Regions from separate parts of the Homo sapiens genome. Here region 1 is linked to region 2. A link is an interaction called in ENCODE POLR2A ChIA-PET data of the cell type or tissue named here. Cell type or tissue: GM12878. All regions are shown on one strand. Links, peaks and the distances in the headings refer to the core of each region. The heading gives the core; the rest is flanking DNA.

The links. Peaks named below come from ENCODE experiments on the same cell type or tissue, not always from the same donor. Only the 100,000 strongest peaks of a DNase experiment are listed, where the experiment ranks them.
Region 1: POLR2A ChIA-PET joins it to region 2 with 6 read pairs; 4 of 35 experiments call an interaction of 5 or more read pairs at or near these places.

Annotation. Positions count from the first base shown.
Region 1 is chr18:9,259,350-9,263,349 of GRCh38, reverse strand. The region is part of intron 9 of ANKRD12 (ankyrin repeat domain 12); the gene reads right to left. Among named protein-coding and RNA genes, the nearest start is that of TWSG1-DT, 73 kb to the left of the region's middle. In GM12878, for the core only: no CTCF peak of the experiment used is centred there; no DNase peak of the experiment used is centred there.
Region 2 is chr18:9,100,379-9,117,730 of GRCh38, reverse strand. NDUFV2 (NADH:ubiquinone oxidoreductase core subunit V2) reads right to left here and starts at 15,032. Exons shown (of 8, transcript NM_021074.5): 1 at 14,934-15,032. The coding sequence starts at 14,987. RefSeq lists enhancers at 3,834-4,083, 13,963-14,672 and a silencer at 14,945-15,304. In GM12878, for the core only: no CTCF peak of the experiment used is centred there; no DNase peak of the experiment used is centred there; H3K4me3 peaks cover 1,418 bases; H3K27ac peaks cover 865 bases.

The sequences.
Region 1 (4,000 bases), core at 1-4,000, 150 kb before region 2:
TTACATTTAATTCTTTTATAAAAGCAGATGAAATGGTCTGAGAAATTGTTTTCAAACTTTATTACATGTAATATCCCAATGACTTTGTCTATCCATACTCCAAAAAGCTTCTGGTTCATCTCTAATTTGATATTGTAGTGTAATATCAAATTACACTACAAACCCAGAAGAGAGGTGTTTTCCGGTAGATGCTGGAGGTTAAGGAAGCTGATTCAATCTATGCGTGTAACTGCACTGTTACAATAAGATACACTGGCCGGGCATGGTGGTCCACACCTGTAATCCCAGCACTTTGGGAGGCCAAGATGGGTGGATCACGAGGTTAGTAGTTCGAGACCAGCCTGATTAAATGGTGAAGTCCTGTCTCTACTAAAAATACAAAAATTAGCCAGGTGTGGTGGCACATGCCTGTAATCCTAACTTCTCAGGAGGCTGAGGCAGGAAAATTGCTTGAACTCAGGAGGTGGAAGTTGCAGTGAGTTGAGATCATGCCACTGCATTCCAGCCTGGGTGACAGAGCGAGACTCTGTCTCAAAAAAAAAAAAAAAAAAAAAAAAAAAAAGGGACATCTTGGCTGGGCATGGTGGCTCTCGCCTGTAATCCCATCACTTTGGGAGGCTGAAGTAGGATTGCTTGAGACTAGGAGGATTGCTTGAGACCAGGAGTTTGAGACCAGCCTGGGCAACATATTGAGACCCCCATCTCAAAAAAAAAATTTAAAAATTAGCTGGATGTGGTGGTGTCTGCCTGTAGCCTCAGCAACTCAGGAGGCTGAGATGGGAGGATAGCTTGAGTCCAGAAGTTTGAGGCTGCAGTAAACTATGATTGCACCACTGCACTCCAGCCTGGGCAACACAGGGAGGCCCTGTCTCTTAAGTTAAAAACAAAACTAAAAACAAAACAAAACAAAAGATGTCCAAGAGATGGCAATAACCATCTGTGATCCCTACTCTTTTTCTACCCCTTGGAGAATTTGTATTTTCCCCCTTATTCTTGCTTATAATTACTGCCAGCATATTATGGCAAAGTAAGATATCTTAGCATGTTTTGGCAAGTTATAACACTTCTGGTTTAACAGTCAATTCCACATGAAAGTAGGACAACCAGGTATTTTCCACTTCTTGATGTAGTGCCACAGGAATCATGTAACACCATATATGAAAAGTTCTTGACAAAAATCACACCTGGCTCTACAGACTCTATAATCAGCATTATGAGAGACTGAAAACATGTTAAATAACACCACAAAGACTCAATCAGTTGAATCACAATGTGGAAAATTCTACAGGACAAACAACTTACTGGAACTGACCATTTCTCAGGCCTCTAATTGCAGTAATTCATTTGTTTAATTTCTGCGTCCTGTGAACTGCTTTAAACTTAGCATGAGTTGTAGGTAGTTTGGTGCTGTTTTAGTTTTGGAAAACCATATAGGCCTCTAGTTATTTCAAGGAATGTAGAGGACGGATATCTACTGTCTGACACTGAGGTGCCAGAGAAAGCTTCCTCAAGAGGGCAAATACCTGACCTGCATCTTAAAGGAAGAGCCAGAGTTAGAGTTAGTGAAACGAATCATGTGGGAAGAAAGGAAAAGGAGGGAGGGAGGTAATTCCCAAAAGAGGATGGCATGCAAAAACAAACAGAATGGTATCTGCAGACAACTCTAGGTTGGTGCAAAAGTAATTGCGGTTTTGCCATTACTCTCGTCGTCATCATTTCACACCATTTTGTCAAATTTGATGTTCTAAGAACTTAAGACCGCAGAAGAGATCAGCAGGGGCAAAATAATACAGGCTGCAGTCTACTCTGTAAATGTGCTTTTCTTAAAGTATGTTCCACAGAAGATTGGGCCCACAATTTCTCTTACAATTCTTTACAATCTTACAATTCTGTAAAGATCTACAAAAATGCTTCCAAGAACAAGTTTGGAAAACACTGTATACTTGTATAAATGTACCCACTTAGAAAACTCCCAATACATCAAAGGTTCTGGTAAGTTCTGCAGTGAACCTATTTTTAGATTAACAGTGCTTCCCAAACTTATTTGACCATGAAAGCCTCCCCCATTTGCACAGGAGGCATTTAAATAACATGCTGTGGAAGAGGTATTATGTAGAACATGTTAGGGTTAAGTAACAGAGAACCATGAAAGGTCTGACAGCTTGCTGCTCTGTGTGAACAGACACCATGGGGACAAGATTGTAGGCAGGGAATTGAGGAAGCAGCTTACTATTGTGTTGGTGTGAGATGGAGGAGGGAGTGAAGGAAATGGGTTCGAAAAATACTAGTGACTGGCCCAATAAACATAAACAAGAAGGAACACCTCAGAAGGACTTGAGGCTTAGTGTGAGAACGGGAGGGTGGTAAGGGACCACAGGAGGGAACAGGAAAGGAGAAAGAGAAGCAGGTCATTGGGTAAGTTCAGCTCAGTGCTGACTTACTGAGTTTCTGGAGCTTATGGACATTCAGGTGGAGCTATGCAGTTACAAAAAAGAAGCCAAGGAGAGAGATCTGGGCAGGATATTTAAATGTGGTAATCATTAACATAGATCACATACAGAAGAAAGGGAAAATCACCAAAGAGATATGGAGGTTTTCTGAGGAAACTTTCCCTCTGCTGTTTTCCCCATCTATCTTTTAAGTAAATCATGCTTGGAGATTTTCTCTTTCAATATCTGGGTCCCAGGAGTCTTGAGAATACTCGCTCCCCTGACAGCTTCTCATGGATGCACTTTCCTTTTATCACCCACTCTTGGAACCCCTCCAAGATTTCTGTAGTGTGTAATCAGTGGCCACAGTAGAGACTAGGTTGTAACAAATCTCGTTTTCCTCCCTGTTCATTTGATTTTGGAGATTTGACCTGCAGTTTTACTCCCCTTGATTTCCTCTGGAAAAATGGCAGCATTTTGATTAAATTATGATTAAAGTACTGGAAGGAAAAACAAACTGACTCTGGGTATGTTTTACCACATTTATTTTTTATTTTTGTAGACATCCTGTTGGTCTTGAACTCCTGGCCTCAAGTGGTCTTTCCACCTTGGCCTCCTAAAGTATTGGGATTACAGTTATTGTTATCAGGCCTGGCCTCCACTTTATAATTTCTAATGGGTTCTATAATTGGATTACATAAATGTGAGGGAAGATTACTTTTATAAAATGGCAATTAGTTGGCTGGGAGGAAACAAATGGATAAAGCCATATTGGAAAGTAAGAAAAAGAATGTAGGGCCCACAAGATTTTTGTTATTCTGGTCTTTATTATTTTTCAAACTAAATTTTAAACAAATGAGTTTCAGTCCAGTAAACTCAAACACACAGCATTTTATGTACAAAGTCTGGAGTTCTTATTATTAGCTTGAATAAATATGACCCTTACAGTGATTTGCAGCTGTATAAAATAACAGCAACCACCTTAAATCTATATAGTGTTCTAAAGTTTTAATGGGCTTTAGCATATACTATTTCAACCTGCCTTGAGGTAGGGGAGACATTTATTCTTGTTTTACAGATGTGAAAACTAAGGATCAGAGATGGGAAATGAATTAATTAAGATCACACAGTGGGTCTGTAGCAAAATCCACTCTGCAGTAATATATGCAAATTGGAAATCTACAGTGCTTTCTACTATATTGTGCTGTGTTTTGCTGCTTTAGTAATTCTCATTAAAAAATAAAAATTAAAAAAACTTCCCACTACATCCAGGAATATTTCTCACCTATGCTTTTAGTCTCTTTTAGAACAATATTTGACACAACTAAACTTCTAATATAACTAGACATATCCCGAGAATTGTTTCAAGGAAGTCAAACTTGAATTACATCACCTTTGCAAGAGTAAGAAAAGGTGACAGTATGAATATTACACACATTTATGTGTTTATATAGAGTCTGCATATGTATTGTAAACACATAAATGTGTCTATGTTAAACACATAAATGTGTCTATGTTAAACACATAAATGTGTTTATGTTGTTAAACACGTAAATGTGTTTGTTACATTA
Region 2 (17,352 bases), core at 5,147-9,146:
AAGATCTTAAGAAATATGGTATTCTACCCTATCCATCTCTATTTCAGGAGAGTTATTTTACAAATGGAGATTCAAAGCCAAGATTCACCCACCTAACATCACACACACGAGTCAATAGGAGAACCAGGACAACCCAGATCTGCTGACTTGTGTACCTTCCTGCCACGCTCTGCTGGCATGCATTTGGAGAATTAATGTACTATTAACTTCTTGACTTTCACTTTTGTCTGAATCAACTTGGATGCCAGCTTTCACTTAGTGTGAACCTTCATAAACATGTTTTCATTCTGTACAAATGAGTCATATACTCTGTACAAATGAGTCAACTGTATCCTCCTTCCTTTTCAATCCTTTACTAAATTAGTTCTGAAACTCCAGCCGTAAAAAGTAGTTTCTGGCCGGGTGTGGTGGTTCATGCCTGTAATCCCAGCACTTTGGGAGGCTAAGGCAAGGAGATCACGAGGTCAAGAGATCGAGACCATCCTGGCCAACATGGTAAAACCCCATCTCTACTAAGAACACAAAAATTAGCTGGGCGTGGTGGCGCACGCTGGTAGTCCCAGCTACTCGGGAGGCTTAGGCAGGAGAATCGCCTGAACCTGGGAGGCAGAGGTTGCAGTGAGCCGAGATCGCGCCACCGCACTCCAGCCTGAGCAGCAGAGCAAGGCTCCGTCTCAAAAAAAAAAAAAAAAGTAGTTTCAGAAAGCTATTTATGATGCTATGCGGACTGACAATGTTCAGTTGCTTTGGAAGGAATCTGATTATTCTCTCAGCTGCATTTCATTTCTCTTTGCCCTCTTGCTCCTACCCTCCACTCCTACCCTGTCCCCCGCCCCCAAGTATTTCAACTACTGTTCTGGATTCCTCCAATTTCTGAGTTCTACTAACCACAGACGGCAGAACACTGGCTGGGTTAAACCAAGCATGGAACTAGCAAAGAGTTGGACAATTCAAAGGCAAACATAGAAGAAAGTAAACGGAGTAATATAACACAATAGTATATTTAACTTTACCCTAGGTCCAAATGATATTTCAGTTGAAGAAATATTAATAAATAAGTTTACATGGAACATCTGCTTTAATTAACAAGAAAAGACTAAGGTACAGGATGTGAGACACACGTACAAAAGATGGGAGTGATAAATATCAATTTCAGGATAATTGGAAGGCAGGGAGGGATACAGTCAGAGGTGCACAAGGGGGCTTTGATTGTGTTGGTTTTGTTTTGAAAAATTAACTGAAACTAAAATTTAGAAGACAGTCACTGTCATCTTAGCTCAGAAAATTTTTTTAATCGAGTAACAATTTTTGAGTAACATCAGTGAGTTACTTAACTAAATTCTGAGAGAAAAGACTGTATACTTATAATAAAAGGATTAATTTTAAGAGTAGGGAAAGTATTCAGTCTTCTCCTAATTTCTGAACACTAACATTTTCTGTTTATTGGCTTTTTATCCACTCCTTGCAGGCTGTCCTCAGGGCTCAGTTCACACTCCTATCTTCTTTTCTCTATAAAGCCTTTGCCTCTGAGAACTCATCCATTAACTTGACAGTGATGAGTCTTAAATCTTACACACATTTGATGACAAGAGGCTAATAGCCTGAAGAGATCATAAATGCACTTAAAAAATGAGTAAAGATCATGAACAAAAGTTTCACAGAATTCAAACTGCTTACTAGTAACTAAAAACATACAACTTAAAATAACATTACTAGTTATCAAACTACCAAGTATCTTTTTTCTTTTAAGATAGCATTCCATTCTGTTGAGCATATAGAGAAACAAGCACACTTAAAAATTCATATAGCCTTTTAGAAAGCAAATTACCATGATATATGGAAAGCCTAAATAAGTGTCTTTTTTTTTTTTTGGAGACGGAGTTTCGCTCTTGTTGCCCAGGCTGGAGTTCAATGGCATGATCTCGGCTCACCACAACCTCTGCCTCCCGGGTTCAAGCGATTCTCCTACCTCAGCCTCCCAAGTAGCTGAGATTACAGGCATGTGCCACTACGTCTGGATAATTTTTTGTATTTTTAGTAGAGACGGGGTTTCTCCATGTTGGTCAGGCTGGTCTTGAACTCTCGATGTCAAGTGATCTGCCCGCCTCAGCTCCCCAAAGTGGTGGAATTACAGGCGTAAGCCACTGCGCCTGGCCCCAAGTGTCCATTTTTTAATTTAGTAATTCTAACCTAGGTATTTTTCCTGCAGTACAAAATGAGGATAAAGCTTTACATGAAAACATGTTGTTCCTATTATGTTTATTGCAGCAAAAACACAACCTAAAAACCCAATCTGAGCAGGTTTTAACTAAATACTAATAATTCTGACACTAGAACGTTATGTAGCTAACAAAAATATGTCGTAAAAATAATCATGTAGAAACTGGAATCAGGGTTAAACAAAACAAAAAAAACAAAAATGCATAAATTATCATCCCAATTACATTAAATACAGACACTGATTAAAAGACTAGAAGGCCATAAATAATTAAAAGTGCTTATCTCTTATTACGATGTTAATGAAATAAGGGACTCTTATTTTACATTTTTTATATTTTTCTCTATTTTCCAAATTTCCTATTAGCATGGATTAACTGGCCAAAAAAATCCTACTTAAAATAAAACACTCAGCAGGTATAAGAAAAACTTATCTCTATTGTAAAACCTATTTCTCCTTCTAACCTCCTTGTATATCAAATTAAATACCACCAAATGTCTAAATTAAAATAGCTTCCATTTTGGATTAATATTTGATCCCTTTCTCATTAATCCAGGATCTGTCATGTACTTTTACTTAAAATAAAAATATAGAGATAATCTTGAAAATTATTCTTTAGGCTTATGTTGCTACATATTGGAAAATCTATTCTGAGGCATTCTCTTGCTGACTTGTAAAGCTCTGGATACGCACATGAGTTCACAGACATATTTCTAAAAGTGGTTTGAAGTCCAAATCGTTGAAGACAGACTACTGATTGAGAAGGGTCAGGATAAAGTAGCTAAACTCTAGGAAAAAAACAGACTTTCAGATTTTTTGTAGTTGTTGAGGCCTTGGGTTTAGATTACCATTCTGCCACTTACTAACATCTGACCTAGAACAACTCACTTAATTTTTTTTTAAGCCTCAATTTCTGTACCTATAAAACAGGGTTATCTTCTTATTGGACTATTTTGAGATTTAAGTAAAGTTTCTCTGAAAGTACTATATAACCTGTAAAGCATTATCACCTGCTTAACTGACACAAGGATAAAACATTTAATAACTAAAAAAAAAAAAAAAAAAAAGATCCAAACAACTGCATTTTAAAACTACACCTATTTTTAAAAAATTGTGCTGTTAGTTGACTTTATCAAAGAGTTACTGTCAAACACAACATACTGCCAATATTCTTGCATTTGCACATAATTATTTTTTCTTTATATCCATATGTATAATGCTTATACTTTTTCTAGTAAAATTATAATGTATTTGATGGTTAAAAAACCATCTACTTCTCCACTGAAATTAATTCATAAATTTCTCTTTTAGTTAAAGAAAGTGGGGAAGGAGGAAGAAATAGGCTGGTAGAAAGATTTCCATGGGTCTTAGGTTTGTGCATTTGGTGAGCAGCAGCACTGAACAGCTTTTGTTTAAGACCATCTTTTCTATTATTTTTGTATAAAATACCTTCTCCTGGGGCAAAAGTTGAGTGAGTTTTCTTACAGACAGGGTTTCCCAAGCTCAAGGTCCCTTAGCAGTGATGCACAGCACTCACCTAGGCTGTTCCATGTCACTCCCATTGTAGCAGGACAAGCCACAGACAAAACCCCTCAGACACTGAGAAGGAAGGGCTTTATTCAGCCGGGAGCTTCGGCAAGACTCTTGTCTCCAACAACCGAGCTCCCCAAGTGAGCAATTCCTGTCCCTTTTAGGGGCTCACAACTCTAAGGGGGTCTGTTTGGGAGGGTCGTGATCGATTGAGCAAGCAGGGGGTAGAATGGAACAGAACAGGACAGGGATTTTCACAGTGCTTTTCTATACAATGTCTGTAATCTATAAATAACCAATTAGGTCAGGGGTTGATCTTTACCAGGCCCAGGGTGTGGCACCGGGCTATCTGCTTGTGGATTTCATTTCTGCCTTTTAGTTTTTACTTCTTCTTTTTTTGGAGGCAGAAATTGGGCATAAGACAATATGAGGGGTGGTCTCCTCCCTTACCGTGAGATATGAATGTCAAAGGGAACTGACATGAAGTTCATGCTGCCTACTGACCCAGGATGCTGCCTCCTGCCAGCATCCATGAAACTGAGGCAGGTTAACTTGTTAGCTTACAAATGGGGTAAAATTTCAGATCTGTCAAAGTTCTTAAGAAAGTCAATAAAATCTAGAAATGTGCCAGTTTCCATTTTTTACTGCTTTTTCTATCAAAATATCTCAACAGAGACATCATAAAAGAAACCAGTAACAGCTGCTGTCTCTAAGGAGAGGAATCAAGATCTGGAGTGGGAAGAAAATTTAGTCTTTACTGCCAGGCAGAATATTAAACACTTTCCATGAAATACATCTCTTAATGCTCTCAAGAAGCATTAAATACCTATCAAGTACCTATGTACCTATGAAGTACATACTGTTATTATTCTGTTTTTACAAATGAGGAAACAGGCTCTGGAGCTGAGCTTTTAACTGTTTTGTTGTATTGTCTCTCCATATGTAGAGTATTTATGGAATATTAGATAACAGTGATACATCCCACTTTCAGAGGTGTTAGAATGTGGAAAGTTAGAAGGTGGGATGTATCATGGGTTAACATATATAATATATGCAACATATATTTTTTATCATAATACATATTCTTGTATCCCTACTCTGTACTGTTATGTATATATACTATAATATGTAGCCTTGCTTACTGTTTGAATTTTTTGCCATTATATGTATTACATTTAAACTTTTAAAAACCAATGAAGGGCCGGGTACAGTGGCTCATGCCTGTAATCCCAGCACTTTGGGAGGCCAAGGCAAGCGTATCACTTGAGGTCAGGAGTTCAAGACCAGCCTGGCCAACGTGGTGAAACTGCATCTCTACCAAAAAATACAAAAATTGGCCGGGTGTGGTGGCGCACACCTGTAGTCCCAGCTACTCAGGAGGCTGAGGTGGGAGAATCGCCTGAACCTGGGAGGTGAAGGTTGCAGTGAGCTGAGATCACACCACTGCACTCCAGTCTGGGTGACAAAGTGAGACCCTGTCTCAAAACAAAAACAAACAAAAAAACCCAATGAAGTCTTTAGTTCTTTCCCTGTCTTACTATCACCACTATTTCAGACATTATTTCATGTCTGTGCATTACTGTAAGTCTTCTGGCTGATCCCTTTTTCTCAATCCAAAACATCCTGTCTAATATCACCAAACTAATTTTAAAAGTACCATCCTTCTGGCCAGGCGCAGTGGCTCACGTCTGTAAACCCAGCACTTTGGGAGGCCAAGGTGGGCAGATCACAAAGTCAGGAGTTCGAGATCAGCCTGGCCAATATGGTGAAACCCCATCTCTACTAAAAATACAAAAATTCACCGCGTGTGGTGGCGCACACCTGTAGTCCCAGCTACTTGGGAGGCTGAGACAGGAGAATTGCTTGAACCCAGGAGGTGGAGGTTGCAGTGAGCTGAGATCGAGCCACTGCATTCCTGCCTGGGCGACAGAGCGAGATTCTCTATCAAAAAAAAAAAAAAAAAAACCCTTCTGATGCTGAGTGTGGTGTAAAAGATGACCAACACCAAACACGTTCTAGTATATGAAATGTCAATTTCATCATTTCTAATAAACACATTTTCCACATTCTAGCACCTCTGAAGGTGGGATGTATCACTGTTATCTAATATTCCATAAATATCCTATGTATGGAGAGACAATATAGCAAAATGGCTAAAAGCTCAGCTCTAGAGCCTGTTTCCTCATTTATAAAAACAGAAAAATAACGGCATGTACTTCATAGGGTTCTTGAGAGCATTAAAAGATGTACTTCAGGCCGGGCACAGTAGCTCATGCCTGTAATCCCATCACTTTAGGAGGCTGAGGCGGACGGATCACCTGAGGTCATGAGTTCGAGACCAGCCTAGCCAACATGATGAGACCCCATCCCTACTAAAAATACAAAAATTAGCTGGGCGTGGTGGCACGTGCCTGTAATCCCAGCTAACCAGGAGGCTGAGGCAGGAGAATCGCTTGAACTCAGGATGCAGAGGTTGCAGTGAGCCCAGCTCGTGCCACAGCACTCCAGCCTGGGCAACAGAGTGAGACTCTGTCTCGGGGGGAAAAAAAAAAGATGTACTTCATGTAAAGTGCTTAATATTCTGCTTGGCAGATGGTAAGTACTGTATTAGTGTTGGCTATCATTAGCTATTATTATTAGAAGTACTATGTGTCAGGCACTAAGCTTTTTACACATTATTTAATTCTTAAAGTTTCCTGCAAGGTGGGTATTATTCCCAGAAATTTAAATGAGTTATGAAAACTTCTCAAGGTTAGGTCACATCACTAATTATTGGCAGAAATTATGTTAGATCCTAGGGCCAGATGATTACAAAGGCCATGACCTTATTATTAGCCACCTGACTGTTTGATGACATCAAAGCTTTAAAAGAACATAGTAGGTCTAAGAAACCAAGGAGTTTAAGGAAGAAAATCAGGCCTCCATATATACAGGCAGGCAGATAAGAAATGAAAAGCCCTGCCTCCTTGGCTTACAATGCTCCTGTTAAGAGAGAAAGATGCAAGTTATTTAATCTTTTTTTAATCCTTGCCACCCTTCTCTTCTATTCCTGCAAAAAACCTGAACGTATACACACTAGCATAACATTTGAGCAACTTAATTTCAAAGTCCGAAGTCGACCTCTTCAAAGTTGTATAAGAAGGGCTGAGATAATGTTTATAAAATAAAAGAAGCTGGCCAGACACGGTGGCTCACACCCATAATCCCAGAACTTTGGAAAGCCAAGCCCCATAGATCGCTTGAAGCCAGGGGTTTGATATCAGCGTGGGCAACATGGTGAAACCCTGTCTCTACAAAAAATACAAAAGTTAGCCAGGCATGGTGGCACATGCCTGTAGTCCCAGCCACTTGAGAGGCTGAGGTGGGAGCATCGCTTGCGCCCAAGAGGTTGAGGTTGCAGCGAGCCATGATCATGCACTGCACCCAAGCCTGGGAGACAGAGTGAGACCCTGTCTCAAAAAAGTAGTAAGTAAACAAACAATAAAGAAAGAAACAAACTAAATAGTGAAGATAAACTGATAAATCTTAGCTCTCGGTTTTTTTCAACTGGCATAAACTGTTATTCATCCCTATCAAGTTACAGGTGGCCTGAAAATGGCTTTGAAAATTGTTTTTTTGGTGTGTTTAAAGAATATCACCTATTTTACATTCATTGTAATGTCTACGTCAGACACTTTCAATAAAGGAATAAAACATTAAAAGTTCTCATTAACATCTTTACACTACTTACTGGGCCATTTCAATTTTGTTTCACTTTGAAATAAAGAGGCATTCCAGGACCAGGCTTAAAACTGGAAAAAACAACCTAGCTAGGCTGGAATGATTCAAAGAATAAGCTGAGTTCCCACCCACCCCCTTCTTTGAGTACAGTCTAGTCTTTTCTCTAGAATCTAGCTTCTCATTAGACTCTGAAATGTCTATACCTCAAGAAATTCCAATTGAGTCCAATTGAAAATCCAAGTAACTTCCTTTTTTTAAGAAGAAAAGCATGCAACCAAGTAACTTTTTTAAGTAAATAAGATCATAACCTAATATACAGCTCAAAATTAACAGTGGGTTTGAATTCTAGCTTATTTTTTTTTCAGTGTTTCAGAAGGAAAAGAAAAGATTTAAGCAGGCCAAAACAGTGACTGCCTTTTCGTTGGAGTCAAGTAAACTTGAGTGCCTCTGTGTTAAGCTCTTCTACATACTTTTTTTCGTCGATTCCTAAAAAATCTGTAGTGAGTCATTATTTCCATTTTACATTTAGAGAAACTCAGGCTCAAAGACAGTAACTTGCCCCATACCGCACAATTAGTGACAGACCTGGATTTTGAGCCCAGGCTCTTTCAATCTAAGGGCCCTGTGCTCTTTCTACCAGCCTTTCCCTTTTACTGTCACTGGCAATACCAATAGCTCAAAATGACAAAAATTAAAGTTTTATATTCTCCCCAATAGGATTCCTTAATTGTCTTTTCATGGGCTCTACTCTTTTTCTGAATTTCTTCTGTTGTTCAAACAATACTACCATCCAACGAAGCTCACTTTTCAGTTCTATCAGACATTTGCATTATAAATGCATCCAGCTAAGAGAAGTTAATAAGAGACTAAGAAGCTGTAAGACAAAACTGACAGAAGCAGTAATCTAATTAGTCAGAAAGACAAGACTAAGGTCAGGCAATTCAAAAACCCTTCTTTTTTCCTTTATTAGAGGCCAACTAAGGCAAGGAATATACCTTTTAGATGATCCCTAATATTTACAGATTAAATCCACCAAGATATCTATTTGCCTGTGCAAGAGTCACAGTGCACACATGAAACATCTCTAGTGAATCCAAAGTGGTCTGAGGTCCCTCCGTGCCTTCCTCTCACTGTTCACAACATCTGCTGACTTGTTACCTACAGCCTCCCCTATTGCCAGCTCAAGCAAGAAAACTGAAACCTCCTAAAAAAGTCAGGGTCTGCAATACATTCATTCAGACTAGGTAATTTTACATTTAAAAAAAATCCTTGAGGCTGGGTGCAGTGGCTCATGCCTGTAATCCCAGCACTTTGAGAGCCGAGGCAGGTGGATCACTGGAGGTCAGGAGTTTGAGACCAGCCTAGCCAACATGGTGAAACCCCATCTCTACTAAAAGTACAAAAATTAGCCGGGTGTGGTGGCACGCACCTTTAATCCCAGCTACTTGGGAGGCTGAGGCAGGAGAATCGCTTGAACCCGGGAGGCAGAGGTTGCAGTGAGCCAAAATCACGCCACTGAACTCCAGCCTGGGCAACAGAGTAAGACTCTGTCTCAAAAAAAAAAAAAAAAAAATTCCATGAAAAACAAAAGTTTTTCAGTGCATTTTATTTTAACAAAGTTGATGCTGGGTTAATAATTGTGAAATCTATTTCAAGGATAATCATAAATACAAATGCTTACTCTATGTCAGATCTCATGCTATAAACTACAAATCTACACTATAATCCATTTATTCCTCTCAGCAAGCCTACCAAGTAGGTATTATTATCTTGTTTTACAGGTGAGAAAATTAAGGCTCAAAGAAGGGGGAAAAACTTTCCCTAGCTCACACAGCTAAATAAATGAAATGCCACATACAGATTTTCCTGACTTCAGTACATGCCTTAACCACTAAAATTTAAGTTTTGCTGTATTTTCAGATAGAAATAGGAGGACTTTTACAAACATCCTCCAAATAAAGTTCCATCAGTAATTTACCTAAAAATGTTAATTCAGGTTAAAATGTAAGTAATTTTTACCATACTATGAGAGAATTAACAAATGTAATTTGGCTAAATTTTATATTATAGAAAAGCTGCATGAAGAGCCCAGGTATTACAGGCACTGTGCATTACAGATTAAGATAACAGCATTAATGATTCCAGCCATCTTGACCATATATTAAAGAAAACATTCTTTAGATATCTAAAATCCCACATGGATATAAGCAACAACCAATTGTTCTAAGGACAAGAATAATTTATAGAAATGAAATGCCCATCCAGTGGACCCGGGGTTCAGTCTCACCTCATGCACTTCAGTGTCTTTGTATATGTAGCTAGCTATACCTACAGCATTATCTCAACTTACACCTTCCACTCATCCATCATGACCAAGGTTAACCTCCTCCTCTTACCCCTTTAAAGCCCCTAAACCTCCATCTCCTACCCCTTTAAAGCCCCTAAACCTCCATCTCTTTTCCCTAAGCAAAGTGAAATCATTTCCCTAGTCTGCTTACACTGGTACACCTTTTATTATTAGAGTGCCTATTAAATTTAAATCTTCACCATACATAGTGATTTCCCTTAGCAACTTCAATTGTTTGAGCAACTTCAGAAAGGTAGATTAAAAACAAAACAAAACAGGACTTGCGAATAAACCCAGCCCTTACTACTGTGTGATCTTGGGCATTTATTTGTCCAGCAATCTTCATATATCTCACACATAAAATGGGGTAACACCTAGCAAAATATCCGACAGATAAAGCCACCTTCCCCCTAACCAAAATGTGTGTAAACTGTCTTTGATGTTTTGTAATGAAAGACATTTCCTACAACTGATTTATAACATGCTTCCTGAACTGATTCAAAAACTAGTGACAAGGTTCCTCATTGGAAAATCAGACTGACTGTCACTCAATAGGTTATACAGCATGGGCAACAGACCTGTAATTTATTACTCAATGTTCTGAGCACTAAGGTACTAAACAGTGCCCAAAGAGAAAGGAAAGTCAACTTTTTATTACTTTGAAATGGAAACTGAGTTCAAGTCTCTAATAAAAAGATCCGAGTCTGCAGTTTGCAATAGTGGCCTACTGAACCTCACTGCATAAACTAAAGTTTGTTCATTCTCTCTCTCCTTAAACTGCTAATTTATGGCTATGGCAGGCAGAATAATGGTCTCTCAAAGATAACCACATCCTAATCCTGGAAACCTGTGAGTATTAGTTTACACAACAAAAGAGAATTAAGGCTGCTAATCAGCCGACCTTAAAATAGGGAGATTATCCTGGATTATCTAGGTGGGCCCAATGTCATCAATCACAGGGTTCTTACCAAGAGGCAAGGAAGGATATGTGATGAATGCCAGGAGGGTCGAAGTGATGTGATATAAGAACTAGACTTGCCTTTGCTGGCTTTGGAGATGAAAGAAGGGGCCAAGAGCAGCCTCTAGAAGCTGGAAAAGCCAAGAAAAGACATTCACCTCTAGAGCCTCCAAAAAGGAATGAAGCTCGGGCTACACTTTAATTTTAGCCCACTGAGACCTGTGTCACTTTTAACCTACAGAACTGTAAGGTTAAAAATATAATGTTTTATGCCACAAAGTTTTGTGGAAATTTGTTACAGCAGGAATAAAAAACTAAATGTTTTGGGGTGTTTTTCCTACATTAACTTCTTTAGAGTCCTTTGAGTCACAATGGAGATACACTGGGACATTACAAAATCAAGTTTAAGAATCTCTAATGGAATGGGGAAAACATTTCATTGTACAAAACTTAAAATTTGGAAGGAAAAGTACCACCACACAAGATGGCATACTTCTAGTATGGCTAAGTAGACACTGTCAGGGCAAACCACTGAATAATAACTATAAACTCTGGACAAAATATTTTATAAAAACAAAAGCTTTCTGAAGGCACTGGGGAACAACCAAACAGGCAGACACAGAAGGGGAGTCTACATTCATAAAAAACCAATGAGGTTTTTGTTTTTTCTTCACATCTTTTAGCCTGAAGGCAGGCCTCAGTGAGAGTTTGGAACAACAGACATGGTAAAGTGGGAAATCCTAGAAAAGGAAGAGCCAGAAAGGGGGAGGGAGCCCTATACATTCTGTATATAAATTCTACGGAAATCTCTGGCTGAACCCTGAACCATGCATGTACATGCTGCAGACTCCAAGGAGCCTAGCTAAAAGAACGGAACCAATATTTGATCTGCTGCCCACAAGGGATATGGATAGCAACAACAAAACACACTATTTGGAGGAATAAAACAGGATCTAGAGCCTCTACAACGTATCATTCACAAAATTCAGCATACAATCCAAAATTGTTCAACATATGGGAAACAAACAAAAAAGGAAAACACATTTTCAAGAAAAAAATCAACTAAGATTACCAGACACAAACTTCAGGACAGCTATAATCATGCCTAAAGACATAAAGGAAAATATCCTCGATGAATGAAAAAATACACAATACAGATGGGTCGCTGACTTACAATTGCCTGTCTTGCAAATTCCCAACTTTACAACTGTATGAAAATGATAAGTATTCAGCATGCTCCTCGATTAAGTCCAGATAACCCCACTGTAAACTGAAATTTACATACTTTCAATTTACAATGGGTTTAATCAGGATGTCATCTCATTGTAAGTAAAGGAGCATCTGTAATTGAAAATGCCACCACAACCCTCTCACCTTCGAAACTACAATAGCAGCTTGGGAATGAGGCAGTGATAAGTTCTAAAGTGGCATCAACATTACAGAAAAACCATGGGCAATTACTGAAGAAGGGAATAAACTTATTCTGATTATCTATTACTCCATAATTTATAACTTTTAGTCAATTACTACAATCACCTATGAGGTATTATCTCAGTTTACAGAAAAGAAAAATGAGGCTCAAAGAGATTAAGATGGCTCAAGATCACACAAACTAATACTTAATTCTAGCCATATTTTAAGCAATGATGAGCTGAAAAGCCTCGTCAAGAGAATGGCAGCTAGCAAAGCAGAAATTAGATTAGGCAATTTCTTTGAAAGCGTAAATAATCTTTAAAGGTTTCTCATTTAGGAAAGGAACTTAGGTAGACTTTTCTTGTACTTTTCTTGATACTTGCTAGGTTTAATGTGAAATCTCACTACTTGTGAAAGGTTAGAAGGGCCTGGTTGTATAAGTAATAGAACATCCTCACAATGGAATGCTATGTAGCATTAAAATGACAGTATAGAAATGTCTACTGATAAGGAAAGCTGTTCAGAATACATTACAAAAGAGCAGGCTACCAAACAGTATAAATACCTTTCCATTTTTGTAGAAACAAATTGTCTGTAAGGTCTGTTATGTGTAGACATCAAAATGTTAACAATGGTAATTTCCAGGTTGACAAGACAATGGATGATTTTTATTTTTTGAGCTTACTCTACTTGCTAGTCTCAGTATTGTTTTTTCTACACACGTATGACGTGTGTAATAAAAATTAAACTTATTCATCAACTCAAATATTTATTGTGTACATAGTGCATATCAGGTACTATTTGTTTAAAAAAGGGGGGAGGGTGGAAGGGGGAGGGAGAAGGGGAGACGGATGGAGAGAGAGAAGGAAGGAAGGAGGGAGGGAGAGAAAGAGAGTTCCAGAAACATTAAACCTGGATTACAATGGTCCTCCACTACCTCAAGTTGTTCTTTTTCATTAAAACTGCTTTTCAATTTATACTTCTAGCCCCTTTGCCTCAAAAACAAAAGAAACAAAATCTACAAGCACTCTAATTTCTTTTCTTTCTACCATGTCTGATCCTCATCATCTTTCACCTAGCATTCTGCAAGAGCCTCTTATCTACTTAGTCTCCCTGTTTCTGGGTCCAAATCAAACCCATTCCACCCTCAGTCCTATCCAGTGACCTATCCAAAACAGAAACCACATCTTATTCCTCTACTTTAAAACCTTTCACTGACTCCTGACGGCCTCTAAAATCAAATTCTTTAGTATGGCACGCCAGGAGCTCCAATATCTGGCCCCTGTCTCTCCCTTATTTCATTTGGGAACACACCTTACCTCCAACAGCAGAGGGTGGCTTCTCATACATACCGATCTTTTTCTTGCCAACAAGACTTTAAGTTGTCCTTTCCACCTAGAATACCCTCGGACCCCATGCCCAATCTGTTAGTATTACCTTCAGGAAAAATCTTATGCACCTTGAAACCACATTGGATGACCCTATTCATCTCTCTAACACTGTACTTTTACATTGTCTCAACCTTAAAGTTCCTCTTACATGAGACTATCAATTCCAAAAGAACGGGAACTGTCTAAATCTTTTCCTTATCTGTAATATGAGGAAAAAGTAATACCAGCCTCAAAAATGAGATGTGGAATGTAGATATTTAACTCGGTGCTTGGCATACAGAAAACAGTTATCAAATGACTATCATTATTATCCACACTGTTAACTAGAGCTCAGCAGTGCATGACGTACAGTAAGACTTCAAATGTTTATTGAAAGACTGAACTCTGCAAAAAGGAATATTCCCATTTTACAACTGAAGAAACTGAGGAAGATTAACAGCACAAAGTCATAGAGCCACAAAAGGCAGTTAAGCTAACATCCAAACTCGAGTCTAACTCTAAAGCCCTGAATTCATTCTCAATGAATATACACTAGCTCCCTCTTGCTGAGAACTGACTTAACCTATTTCACTCTTAGAAAACAAACAAAACTAAGGCTTCTTTCCAGTATTACTTGTGTAACAGGCCCTGTTGTTATAATCGACATTTCTGGAAATCTGCATTTTTAGATTAACGTGAAGGAGTGTTTCAACTTCTCTGCAATTCAATTTCCTTGCCTACCATGAGATGTACTTGGATCTCAAAAAGATCATTTAATCTCTAAAATCCTGTGGTTCTTTAATTGGGTGCTGTTATTTGCGGCGCCGTTCTTTCAGAGTTAGTTTGATACCGTTTATTTAGCCAGCATTTCCGATATGCAAAGCACAACTGCAGTAAATCAAACATTGGCCACCCTTTTCCAGCCCTAATGAAGTTCTCCCTAAGCCTTCACGAAGCAAGCCAGAGCTCTCCAGTATGCTGCAACCTAAAAGCATCGAGGTCACTAGGCTTGAAACGAGAGGTGCCTCCTTCGGAGCGACGGTCTTCGAAACTGATCTGGCCAGAGCAGGCCTAGATTCTGCGCTACAGCAAAACAGCAAAAACAAACAAACATATATATATATATCACCAAGCAGCCCCTCTTTTCTGTCCTCCTCGACCAAACTAGGAGTACACTTCCCAGTATGGCAACCCTCCCTCGGGGCTTCTCACGGTGGGGCTGCAGCGGCCTCCCTAAGAGGGCTAAGGCCGCAGTGTCCTTGCCGCCGCCTGCAGGCCCGTGCAGAGCCCAGGGCTCTCCTGCGCCCAAAACTAAGGGAGACACGGAGAGCAAGAGAAGGGCGGCGGCAGCGCCGGGCTCAGCTTGAGCCTCCTTACCCAGTGGGCGGTGAGGCCAGCCGCCCGGGCCCGGAGCGCCGCGGAGAAGAACATGGCGGGCCACACTGTTCACCTTCCCCAGCCGCGCCAGGCGAGAATCCCGAGCGCGCCCAGGGCGCACAGCGTGCGCGCTCCCGACCCCAGGCCTAGGCGACCCGGACGGCACGCCGCTCCCTTCGCCGAGGGGCGGGGGCTGACGGGAGGGAGCGAGGGCGCGCGGGGGCTGCTGGGGCCCTGTGGGCGGAGACTTCCCGGGGGAGGGGCGGGGACCAGTCCGTGCTCGGAAAGGGAGGTGTCCTACGGGCCGCTGCAGGGGTCCCGGCCTTGAAAAGAAGCGTCCCGGAGCTGCACCTTGGGCTCCTGGGTAACGAAGCGCCCGCCTGGATTTATAGGGGTGAGCTTCCCTCATGGAGAGCCTTGTGAGGATTAGCCACCTCCTCTTATATTGCTGTTAGTTAAAAATAAAGTCGGGTTGCAACCCACTATAAATCTTATTCTACATGTTACGAATTCAAGACACAGAGGGCTGCTATCCAGTGTGCTAGCCATAGACACCAAATGTCTTGGTTCCCAATCTTTTGCATTAGAGATATGTGCGACATATTTAGGGGTTAAATGGTATGATGTCTGGAATTTGCTTGAGAATAGTGGGGAGCGGGAGGTGAAAAATAAAGCAAGTTGGCCGTTAAGTAAGGCCATAGAAGCTGCATGGTCGTTCTTATTTACTATTCTCGGTACTTTTGTACATATTAGATATTTTCCATAATAAAGCTGAAAAAAAAACCCACTTCCTTCTTCATGTTTGTTTGGTTATCTCTGGAAATTCCAACAAGTATTTATTCAGTAACAGCTCTAATGTGCACAGCACTATTTCCTGGTGTGGACTTCCTCTTGATTTTTTACGTCACTGCCTTCTTTTCTGGAGTGTCACGTCCTGTACCCACCCCCTTCCTTTTGCCCATTTTCTTTGCTATAATAAACTTGTGAATAATTTCTAGAACATTCACAGCAGCACAGGGATTTTAAAAATTTATCCCTCATTAGTTTAAAAACTCAGAAATATTCCATTGCAACCCCTATGAATCATATTTCGCAAATCACAGAATTCAAGACACAGAGGACTGCTGCCCAGTGAGCTAGAAATAGATACCAAATGCCTTGGTTCCCACTCCTTTGCCTTATATTTTATGTTAGTTTGCCTCTCCTAAATTAGCTTCAGTATTTCCCTTTAAAAGGAAAAGACAGTCTGGCCCTTAATGTAAATGTATTTTGTTATAAAGTTACCTAAATACTTATACACCTGGCCGGGCGCGTGGCTCACGCCTGTAATCCCAGCACTTTGGGAGGCTGAGGTGGGCAGATCACGAGGTCAGGAGATCGAGACCATCCTGGCTAATACGGTGAAACCCCGTCTCTACTGAAAATACAAGACATTAGCCGGGCATGGTGGCAGGCGCCTGTAGTCCCAGCTACTCGGGAGGCTGAGGCAGGGGAATGGCGTGAACCCGGGAGGCGGAGCTTGCAGTGAGCCGAGATCGCGCCACTGCACTCCAGCCTGGGCGACGGAGCGAGACTCCGTCTCAAAAATAAAAAATAAAAAATAAAAATACTTATACACCTAACACTATTGTGCACATACTTACTGTTCTTATACAACTAAAGCCAAAACATGTCACAAATACTTGATGGATGAGATAGACATTATATGGATTCTTTTTGAATCTGTAATGCATGCTTTTACTGGATTTTATTAGGGCATTCTCTGACTCCCAATCCAGATTAGTCCTCAAGATACCGTCCCAAAATATGCCTGCCCGCACTTTCACTACTACATTTACGACCAGATTATAACCTCCATGGATGGAGAAACCTGCCCTTCCTATATTGTTTGGTTCAGCAACTTGCACTATACTTGGCAAGTAGAAGGCATTCAATAAATATTTGTTGTCTGAATGAAAATCTTGCCCATAGTGCAAATATTCTGCCTACCTAAAAGGGTTAGAATTATGCTCATTTCTATTTGTCTTAGGTCAGAATTATGCTTGTTTCTATGTGTATCGGTGAGAGTGCTTTTCGCTACAAGTAACAGGAGTTCTAACAAGTAGATTAAAGGATACTGGGTTCATTTTCTCACATGAAAAACAATTCCAGAGGTAGAGTAGCTCCAAGGTTAGTTAATTCAACCTTGCTCAAGGATGTCTTCAAAATGTTTAGTGGCTTCCATCTTTTTACTCCAACATACTCAGCCGTGACTCCTATTATAGACACAAGATATCTGCAGCAGTTCCAAGTATCATGTACAAATGACAACATTCCAAAGAAGAAAAAGAACTCTTACCTCTAAAGTGTCCCAGATGTTCCTCCAGCAGCCTTCTTGTCTCATTGGCTTACAAGACATAGTGGTTAAGAGGGAATACTC